Regions from separate parts of the Homo sapiens genome. Here region 1 is linked to region 2. The links are chromatin contacts, found by Hi-C in ENCODE. All regions are on one chromosome and are shown on one strand. The core of a region is the stretch at or near the end of the contact, and the rest is flanking DNA. Distances in the headings are between cores, read along the strand shown. Region 1 overlaps FOXP1 (forkhead box P1). Region 2 overlaps LINC00870 (long intergenic non-protein coding RNA 870).

Region 1 (4,776 bases), core at 1,811-4,310, 770 kb before region 2:
TGCTTTGCTTTTATAAGTGCTGTTGCAGTAAGGGTTACCTGAAGTGAGGATGAACACAACGACGTGTACAAAACAAATATAATAAAATAAATTAAATAAGGTGGAAAAAAACTGAAGTGGTTCAAATGAACAAACTCCTACTTGCTCCTCAAAGAAAACACGAAGAGCTTTCAGAAACATCTCCTCTGAGAGATGCAAGAGAATATGAGTAAATTACAACAATTAAAAACCATTAAAGATAGAATAATTGAGAATACCTGTTTAGGTAACAATGACTTTCTTGAATGCCTCATAACAGAGGTTCTATTTTTAATCACTTTTTTTGCAAAAACTTGCATAATTTAATAATAATTGTGGATTTTTAATTTTTATACATCCACAAGAACATAAAGTGAAAACCATAAATTATACTGACTCCAGCTGTTAAATGTTGGCATTCTGTCTTTAAAAAAAAAAAAAAAAGTTCAAAAATCTGTTTCCTCAAACCAAGGAAATGTGGGAAAAGGCCATCCTGCCAGTGGAAACCTTCAGCAGCAGAAAGCTCAGGCTGCGGTTTCTTGCCGAGGCAGCAAACTCCACTGAAAGAGAAGTCGCTGCCAACTCAAATACTATTTGCTTTCACACCCAAGAACAAACTGTGTGCATGGCGAAGGCATCGAAGGGCTCGGAGCAGCTGGAGAGGACTGCAGAAAGGTAACAGTAGTGTCAGAGCTACTGTAAACTGGTTCTCACTTTTCTATCAGCAAGTTAGCATCCAGGAAAACAACGCAATGCCTTCACCTTGCATCCCAGCAGCCCTAAGTCAGGACCTGCTGTAACTCAAAACCTCCTCTTTCTAAGTCAACAAGCCAAGGGACTTTTCAGAAAAAGAAAAAATCACCCAGACAAAAGAAACACATACTTCAGCAGTGGGATTCTAAGGGCCAAGAGGTTCAGGCTTGAAATGGAGTCATGAGGAATTTCCATATCTCAGTGCGACATGCAACCCACCTTCTCTGTAAGCAGGAAATGCAAAGGAAGTGTTCACTGCAACTTTGTAAACCAAAGGCAGAAAGCTCTGCCAAAGCAAATATCCTTACTGCAAGGCTTCTGCTTAAAAGGTCCTGCAAGTTACAGTTGTGCCTCATGGATGGGCGTCAGTAAGGATGTGTGTGTGTGTGGTGGGGAGGGGGGTTGGGGGGGGCAGTCAAGAATTCTATAGGAAGAGAAAAACAATCCAAGTCTCCAAAAAGCGAAAGGTTTATTCCATGATGACATTCTGTTCCAGTTTCAAGTAAACAAAGGCCAACTTCTTGCAGACATGGCAACTTCTTGCAGACGTGGCCCAAGTTAAAAACGGTTAAATAAGAAAGATTTTAAAAGTTCCTTTGTGCATGCTGCTTTGAAATAAACAGTTCAAATTCTTGTGCAGTGCCGTGTAGTCAGGAAGAGATGAGCCCCCCATCTGAGACAAGCCTCACGTTATCAAACTCTGCCCTCCCCAGGCCTGGCCTGTTGCAAATCCAGAATTAAACACTGTTAATTATTTGCAGGCAAAATCCTTTTCAAAGTAAAAAATCAAATTGTTTGTTCAAAAACTCCTGCTCCATCTAAGTTCCCCCTCCCGCTGAACATCATTACTTCAAAGAGCTCACAAAAATGTCATGGCCTCCAAACATGTATATGAAGGAAATGATGAATCTGTATGAATGGAAGATCTAAGTATTCTCCACTTGTAATAATAACACTCACCTAAAACAAAAATATCACATATTTCCAATTCTAGATTGGACTTTGTCAGGTTTCAATATTAAGAGTCAATTTTATTGACTTCCTCCAGTTTAAATTTAGAAATCTTTTTCTTACTGTCTTAACCACCCATGCCTACTTGCCCCCACTACAAAAAGTTTCATGGTTTAGACATAGGTTGAAAAATCTGCCTAACTAAATAAACAAAGACTGCCTTTCTTTCCAAATAAAAATGAGTTTAAGAATTTGCCTACTGTTCCCCCAAGACACAATCATATAGCAAATTCTCCCACCTCCAAAATGATTGATGTGATGTCTTTCCTTTCTTTCATCATTCCCTACCTTGTCTGGTCGCTGGTGAAAACCAGGAAGCCACAGACACACACTTCGGTCTTTCGCTTGTGCGGGCCTCAATTCTCCAATGCCAGGTTGCTGCCAATGTCCTTGCAGCCAATGGTAAACAGGCCACAAGGTTCAAGTTAACTGCGGAGCGTTACTACACTGAACATCTGGTCATGAATGAACGGATTGCCCACTAACTCTCAGCATTGGGCAGCTGATGAAAAATTCAACATTTTCCTTGTTGGCACAGTTGTTTTGGAGAATTCTCTAGAGCTTCCTGAATTATATTAAGAAAATTTCACTGCAGCAATCTATATCTGTGAGAACAGCTGGTGTTGAAAGGGATCTGCTGCTCTCTCTCTGTGCTGGGGGACCTCATGTTGGATCAGGACACTTTTACTACATTTGTCCTTGAAAACTTAGCCTTCGTTCAGGGGTACAGGGTAAAGCAGGAAAGACAGCTCACGGATGCTGGATTCCACACAGACGAACATCTTAATTCAGAGTGAAAAATCTATTACTCAGTGAAGAAGGCATTAAGATCAAAACAGTTCATTAGAAATAGACCTGTCTCTGAATTTTCTTTAGAAAACATATCTAATCAAAATTATCGTTGGGTTATGATATCAGATTGGTCCTATCAGCATGGCACATTTCCTAAAGATTTTCAGTAGAAAATAATAGTCCTTTATAAAACTCAACTAGATGCAATGTGTCCAAACATTACTTTTTCACCACATAACTGATTTTAAACTCAGCAAAGTGTTTTATTAAACCTAAGGGTGAAACAATTAGAGCAAATCTGATGTAATATGTTACATTATACTCAGCACTGGAAGAGGTCACAGTGACAGAGGTGTCTGAGGCTTAAGAAAAGAAATTCTCTAAAAATATAACAGTCGCGTTTAAAGAAATTAACTTGTTAATGGATATATGTGATATATTACTATTCTTTTTGTTTAAAAAAAAGGAAGTGGTAAACTTAAGTCAAGCTAAATTTAGGCTATTATCTATGCAGCATAAATTTCACTTCTGTGTATAAATGCTAACTTGCATATTTCTCCATGGTAACTAAACTATGATTAAAACAACAGTGAAACCAGCCTTTAAAGCCACCTGTTTAACTAGGAACAACCTAATTTACAAAAATACTTAAACTTTGGAAATTTCATGGGCATCTATATCGTGCTCTTCCCAGTAGAAAGCTCACTTTTCCATGAACATATAATTGCAATGCACTTGGCCTAGGTCGCAATCATTCTTTTTTTAACTAGTGTAATTTTTTTCATGTATTGTTCACGCTAACCTAAGTGGTATTTAAGATTGTAAAGAATAAGACTGTAATAACTCTTTCCAAGAAGAAAGTTATTTTACCGTTTGGAAGGGATTAATTTACCTAGAAAGTATCTTCACATTTTACAAAAAGAACAAATGAAAAAAGTGAGAAAATTCCAAACTGAAATGACTCTTTGAGATGGCAAGCCACATTCAAACTAATTTTTTTATTGAGATAGCCTGATAATTTACTAATGAAGAAATGGGCTATTTTATTGGTGAAATTAAAGAAATAATTATAATATGCCCAAGAATAATAAAAATGTAGGTATAAGCAATATTTTCTTATTTAATTATAAAACATAAAAGTAGGTTTGAATGTGAATCATTTTGAAACCTTAGAATTGGGTTTAGAATTTAAATACTGAAAACCCCATGAAGTTGAAGCATAATCATAATAGGTCAGGTTTGGTGTGAAAATCATGACTCATATTCATGACACATATTCAGAAATGCCTCATACTAAAACTTTATTATAATCAAAAATTGATCCTCAGTTTTTTTTTGTCTCCTGGTCTTTACATGATGTAATGTCTAAGACCACATTTCACACTGTTAAGTAATGATGACTATAGAAGACTCATAATAAAAAAAAAACTCATAAAATGTCACAATTTATAATTTTATGTATACTTGCCTCTCTAATATCATGTACATTTACGCAGTGGATGCTAATTAGATAACAACGGTATTACTATAATGTCTATAAAACCTGCCTTTAAAACCAAATTCCGTTAAAAATAGTCTTTTCAAGCTGACATAGCCCATTTCCAGGGTCATATTTAAAATAATTAGCACCATTGCTAGTAAATGTTCTAATAAAACTTGAAAATGATTTCTAAGCAAAATGCAAAATTCTCTAAACTTAACAAGAAAGTCTTCCAGTAATCTGAGATAATCTTTTGAAAGGGTGTCTGTGAAATCAAAGCAGTTTTAACATTTTAAAGTTCAGAATCTCTAGGGCCACTTACATGGCTCCTGAAAACTACTCTTGGAGAACCTGACCTATGGACTCTCTCATCCCATCTGATTCTTTTTCATTTTTTAAATTTTTTGTAGAGATGGGATCTCACTGTGTTGCCCAGGCTGGTGTTGAACTCCTGGGCTCAAGTGATCCTCCAGCCTCGGCCTCCCAAAGTGTTGGGGTTACAGGCATGAGCCACTGCACTCAGCCCCATATACTTCTTTGACACATACAAATGTCTGCGGAGCAGAGCAAGAGTTTCTGAGAAGCACATGGAAACAAAAGCCAACTATGCCTGCATCAACAATGTCCACTAAAAGAGCCCCAATTTCCAGAAGAGTCACCAGCTCCCAAAGAGCAGAATGTAAATTGTTCATATGCACCAGCCCAACTCCAAGGCAATCAGC
Region 2 (4,287 bases), core at 1,672-4,171:
TACTGAGCATAGTACCCACAGTTAGTTTTTCAAACCTTGTCCTCCTCCCTCTCTGCTCTAGTACTCTCCAGTGTCTATTGCTGCCATCTTTATGTCCATGAGTGCCCGATGTTTAGCTTCTACTTATAAGTGAGAACATGCGGTATTTGGTTTTCTGTTCCTGCATTAATTTGCTTAGGATAATGGCCTTCAGCTGCATCCATGTTGCTGCAAAGGACATAATTTTGTTCATTTTTTATGGCTGTGTAGTATTCCACAATGTATACGTACCACATTTTCTTTATCCAGTCCACCATTGATGGGCATTTAACTTGATTCCATGTCTTTGCTATTGTGAATAGTGCTGCAATGAACATTCAAGTGCATGTATCTTTTTGGTAGAATAATTTCTTTTGGATATATACCCAGTAATGGGATTGCTGGGTTGAATGGTAGCTCTGTGTTAAGTTCTTTGAGAATTTCTCTTCTTTATAATACATTAATCCAGGCTTTCTCCACCTTGGCACTATTGACATTTTGGGCCAAATAATTCTTTGTTTTAGAAGACTGTCCTACACCCTGTAAGATGGCTAGTGGCAACCCTGACCTCTACCCACCAGAGGCCAGTTGCACCTCCCTGGCCCCTGGCCAGGTTGTAACAACTAGCAATGTCTTCAGATTGGAGGCTGGTTGAAAACCCCTGCATTCATCTGACCAGGCCCCTTGCTGGCTTACAATTCTTCAAGTTTCCCATAGTTTTTCTGGATAAAAGCAAAACTCCTTTGCTGGATCTATAAAACCTTCAATGATATGGCCCTGCTAATATAATTCAAGACACTTGTCTCTAGCCAGCACCCTCCCCAACGCCCAGAGAAAAAAATAATAGCTGACAAATACTGAGTACTTCCTAAGTGCGAGGCATTGTTCTAAGTATAAGTGCACTCCAAGGGTCACCATCTGTATGTCATAGCTGAGAAAATTGAAGTCTCTAGAGTTTAAGAAATGTGCGCAGGGCCACATGGTTAGCCCCTGGCAGATCTCCAGTTTGAATCCTGGCATTCTGACCTTGCCCCCAGCCCCTTTGCTTAACATACATAATAGGAACGATCGTTGCTCGAGCTTCTATCAATGCCGTTCCCTGAGGATGAAGCCCCACCCTGCTTCTCTGCACCGCTGACTCCTCTCACCCTCACTGTTCCCGGACAGTGGAGACAGCGTCTCTTTCGTTGCTCATCAAATCCTATGCCTGGCACAGCCCCAAGCTCAGCCAGTGTTTGTAACTCACCGGGTGTGTCAGCCCAGGACTCACCTCTCCTGGCAGGGCTGTCTTCATAAGGGATGATTTGCTTGACCAAAACAAACTCACTTGCGCTAACTTAAACACAGGGAAAGCAATCCTGAGGAGTTAGGTTATCTTGCAGGTCACAAGGACAAGAATTCATCTGGGTATCCTCTAGTTTAAGACTAGAAATTCCTCACAACAGACTGGTGCTGGGAATTGGAAAGCTGGCAGGAAGCAAATGGGCTCTTCCTCCTCTCTCTTTGGGTTCTTAAGGAGCACTTTTCTCCTTCTCTGCTTCATTTGCCTGCTTTTTGCTGTAGACCAGCCCCCAGCTCTCTGTTTGCACACCAGAACATGTGACTCCCAAATGCCTCCCCAGCACGGCCACCCCAACCACCCCAGCACAGGCAGCTCCAGCCCAAGTCTATGCACCTTAAAGGTTTAGTCCACGAAGCGACTTGATTTGTAAGTCTGAGCCCTAAGGCCAGGTCACTGGGAGGGAAATCCCATTGGCCCTGCTTGGTCAGGGGGTCACAACCTGGCTACAGATGACTCACTGGGGACTCTGGGAATAATCTCTCTCAAAAGGTAAAGTGGACAGGGACAGAGAAGATGATTAAGAAAGGAATAGAAATCCAGGGGAGGCCAGGCGCGGTAGCTCACACCTGTAATCCCAGCACTTTGGGAGGCGAGATGGGCAGATCACTTGAGGTCAGGAGTTCGAGACCAGCCTGGCCAGCGTGGTGAAACCCCCATCTCTACTAAAAATACAAAAATTAGCTGGGTGTGGTGGTACATGCCTGTAATCCCAGCTAGTGGGGAGACTGACTCAGGAGAATAGTTTGAACCCGGGAGGCAGAGGTTGCAGTGAGCCAAGATCACGCTACTGCACTCCAGCCTGGGCAACAGAGCGAGACTCCATCTAAAAAAAAAAAAAAAAAAAAAAAGAAGAAAGAAAGAAAGGCAGGGGAAAATTGAAAATTATGACAGAGGAAACAATGAGGTGAAAGAAAGGCCCAGTGTCTCAGATCGCCCTGGCTGTCCCCTGAGTTGAGGACACATCTCTTTCCTCCTTCTAAGAAGAGGCCTTGTCACTTTGTTCTTGCTGGCAGAGCTGGAAAGGCTTGAAGGAGACCACCCAGTGAGGTCACCACACAGTCCTCTTTGCTGCCCCCCATCCTCCCTGCTTTATGGTACCCAAGTCAGGGCTGCTGACCAACCACTGAGTGTCTTGACAAGTCTCAGAGAAGAGATGGACAAGGTACAAAAGTCCTCCGGCTGTTCGGCTGGGAATGGGCTCCCTAATTATGTTCTCAGCCCATACGCCCTGTGGCCACAGCTTCCAGTTAACTAGCAGCAGCCAGAGGGGTGGGGCAGGGGCAGACAGACCAGGTTCCAGGTAATTGTGGCCAAGCCGGAGCTGAACACAGAATGTGGAGGGTGTGCTGGCTTCTGGACACCCCAGATTATGGCTCTGGTGTTGTGTCTATATGATGCAACCAGGGTGTGTATCTTCCCCCCAGGGAAAGGCCCTCCCCACTCCAACCACCACCACAGGTGGTGTGGAGAACTTGCTAGATGCACGCAGTATCTTCTTCCTCCTTCTCAGGGGCCCTGCTGAGCCCAGAAGACCTAATTATATTTAGCGGGTTGCAGTTTAGGACTTGCGGTTAGGCAGGAAAGTGTGTGATTCTCCAAGTGTGGTTCCCCCTAATACCTGCATCTGAATCCCCTGGGGAGCTTATAAAAATGCAGCTTTCTGGGCCCCACCTTTGACCTATAGAATCAGAATCTCTGGATTGGTGGGGCCCAGGAGTCTGTACTTTAATAAACTTACTCTCTCCCCTCTGCTGCACATCAATCGTGTGCACACCAGTGATTCTGTTGTACTCAAAAGTTTAAGGACCGAAAATCACTGGCACAGTGGTTAAAAGCTTGGTGTCTAAACTTGGAGCCTGACTCTCTTATTAGCTGGCCCTGTGGCCAAATTAGTTACGATGCTTCATCTCAGTTCCCTCACCTGTAAAATGGGCATAAACACAGCATGCATGTCATAGAGTTACTGGAAGCACTCAGTGCCCTTAGCTGTAAATAGTGAGCACTGCCTAATGATAGCTGTCATGCTTTGTTGTGGTGGAGGACAGAGAGGATATGAAAGCTGTGAAGGCCAAAGACTAGAAGCCAACCCAGACTTAAGTCTAGAGCTGGCGGACTGGGGTGCCAGGGAAGAATGATCTCTGAGCAGAGCACAGCAAAGATGAGATGTCATCCAGGGCAAGGCCCAGAGGAGGTCACGTGCTGTAAAGTCCCTGCAGTGAGACAGCATGGGGCACCTAGGGACGAGAGCCAGACACAGTCAAGGGCAAGAAAGACAGGTAGGCAGGAGCCAGACTGGGAGAGGCCTGGTAGACCAAGGCGTGGGCACTTGATCCTGTGAATGATGAAGGGTCATGTAGGTTACATTTGCACACTGTTACACCTTTAGACACGGGCACCTGAGGTTCTTGCTTAGGGTGTGATTTATAGGGCTCTACCCTGGAGCCCACTGCCTCCCCGACAACCTGGTTGAGGAGTGGTGATACCTAAGGATTCGCCACCTGGAACCTACATCCACTTCTTTATGCATCATGCTTTACATACTTGGAACTCCTGCTCCAAACATCCTGAGCCTACCTTTAGGGTCTGTGCACACCTCTTTCTCTTGTCCCTCTTCCTTCTCCAGGGAGGCTGCTACAGCTTTTGTCCAGCAGGCCAATCTGAGAGGCAACCGTGTGTGTACAGGAGGGGTGGGCAACTCTTGGACTTGCAGTCTGTGGGGTCCACATGCGTGGGGCTGGAGATGGGCCTTGCACCCTCCTTTGTGCTCTTCTCCCAGGTTGCAGTAGGTATCGGGGCAGGACTGCTGCAGATTTGCTCTCTGGCTTGCCAGAAGGGAATGGACTAGGCGAGGCCTCCAGACTCAAGGCCTGCAGACCTGTTATGAGCCTGTTGCCAAAATCCCAGCCAAAGAAAATGGTGGCTTCTGG

What was found. Hi-C counts contacts between places; a loop is a spot of excess contacts on that map. Pooled maps may share reads with other maps.
Region 1: a pooled map shows a loop between it and region 2 (11-fold over the local background). The contact joins two enhancer-like sites. A Hi-C loop is called at or near these places in 2 of 37 single-sample maps with no recorded cell type and 3 of 50 pooled maps.

The regions. Positions count from the first base shown.
Region 1 is chr3:71,389,416-71,394,191 of GRCh38, forward strand. The region is part of intron 3 of FOXP1 (forkhead box P1); the gene reads right to left. Among named protein-coding and RNA genes, the nearest start is that of FOXP1-AS1, 100 kb to the left of the region's middle. RefSeq lists a silencer at 863-1,157 and an enhancer at 2,838-2,917. Within about 2 kb of position 3,061, at least 4 of the 41 ENCODE cell types and tissues checked have a DNase peak (open chromatin) inside an H3K27ac peak, as active enhancers do.
Region 2 is chr3:72,161,215-72,165,501 of GRCh38, forward strand. All of the region lies in intron 2 of LINC00870 (long intergenic non-protein coding RNA 870), which reads left to right. Among named protein-coding and RNA genes, the nearest start is that of LINC00870, 12 kb to the left of the region's middle. RefSeq lists enhancers at 1,530-1,579, 1,600-1,699, 2,700-2,969, 3,480-3,589. Within about 2 kb of position 2,922, at least 4 of the 41 ENCODE cell types and tissues checked have a DNase peak (open chromatin) inside an H3K27ac peak, as active enhancers do.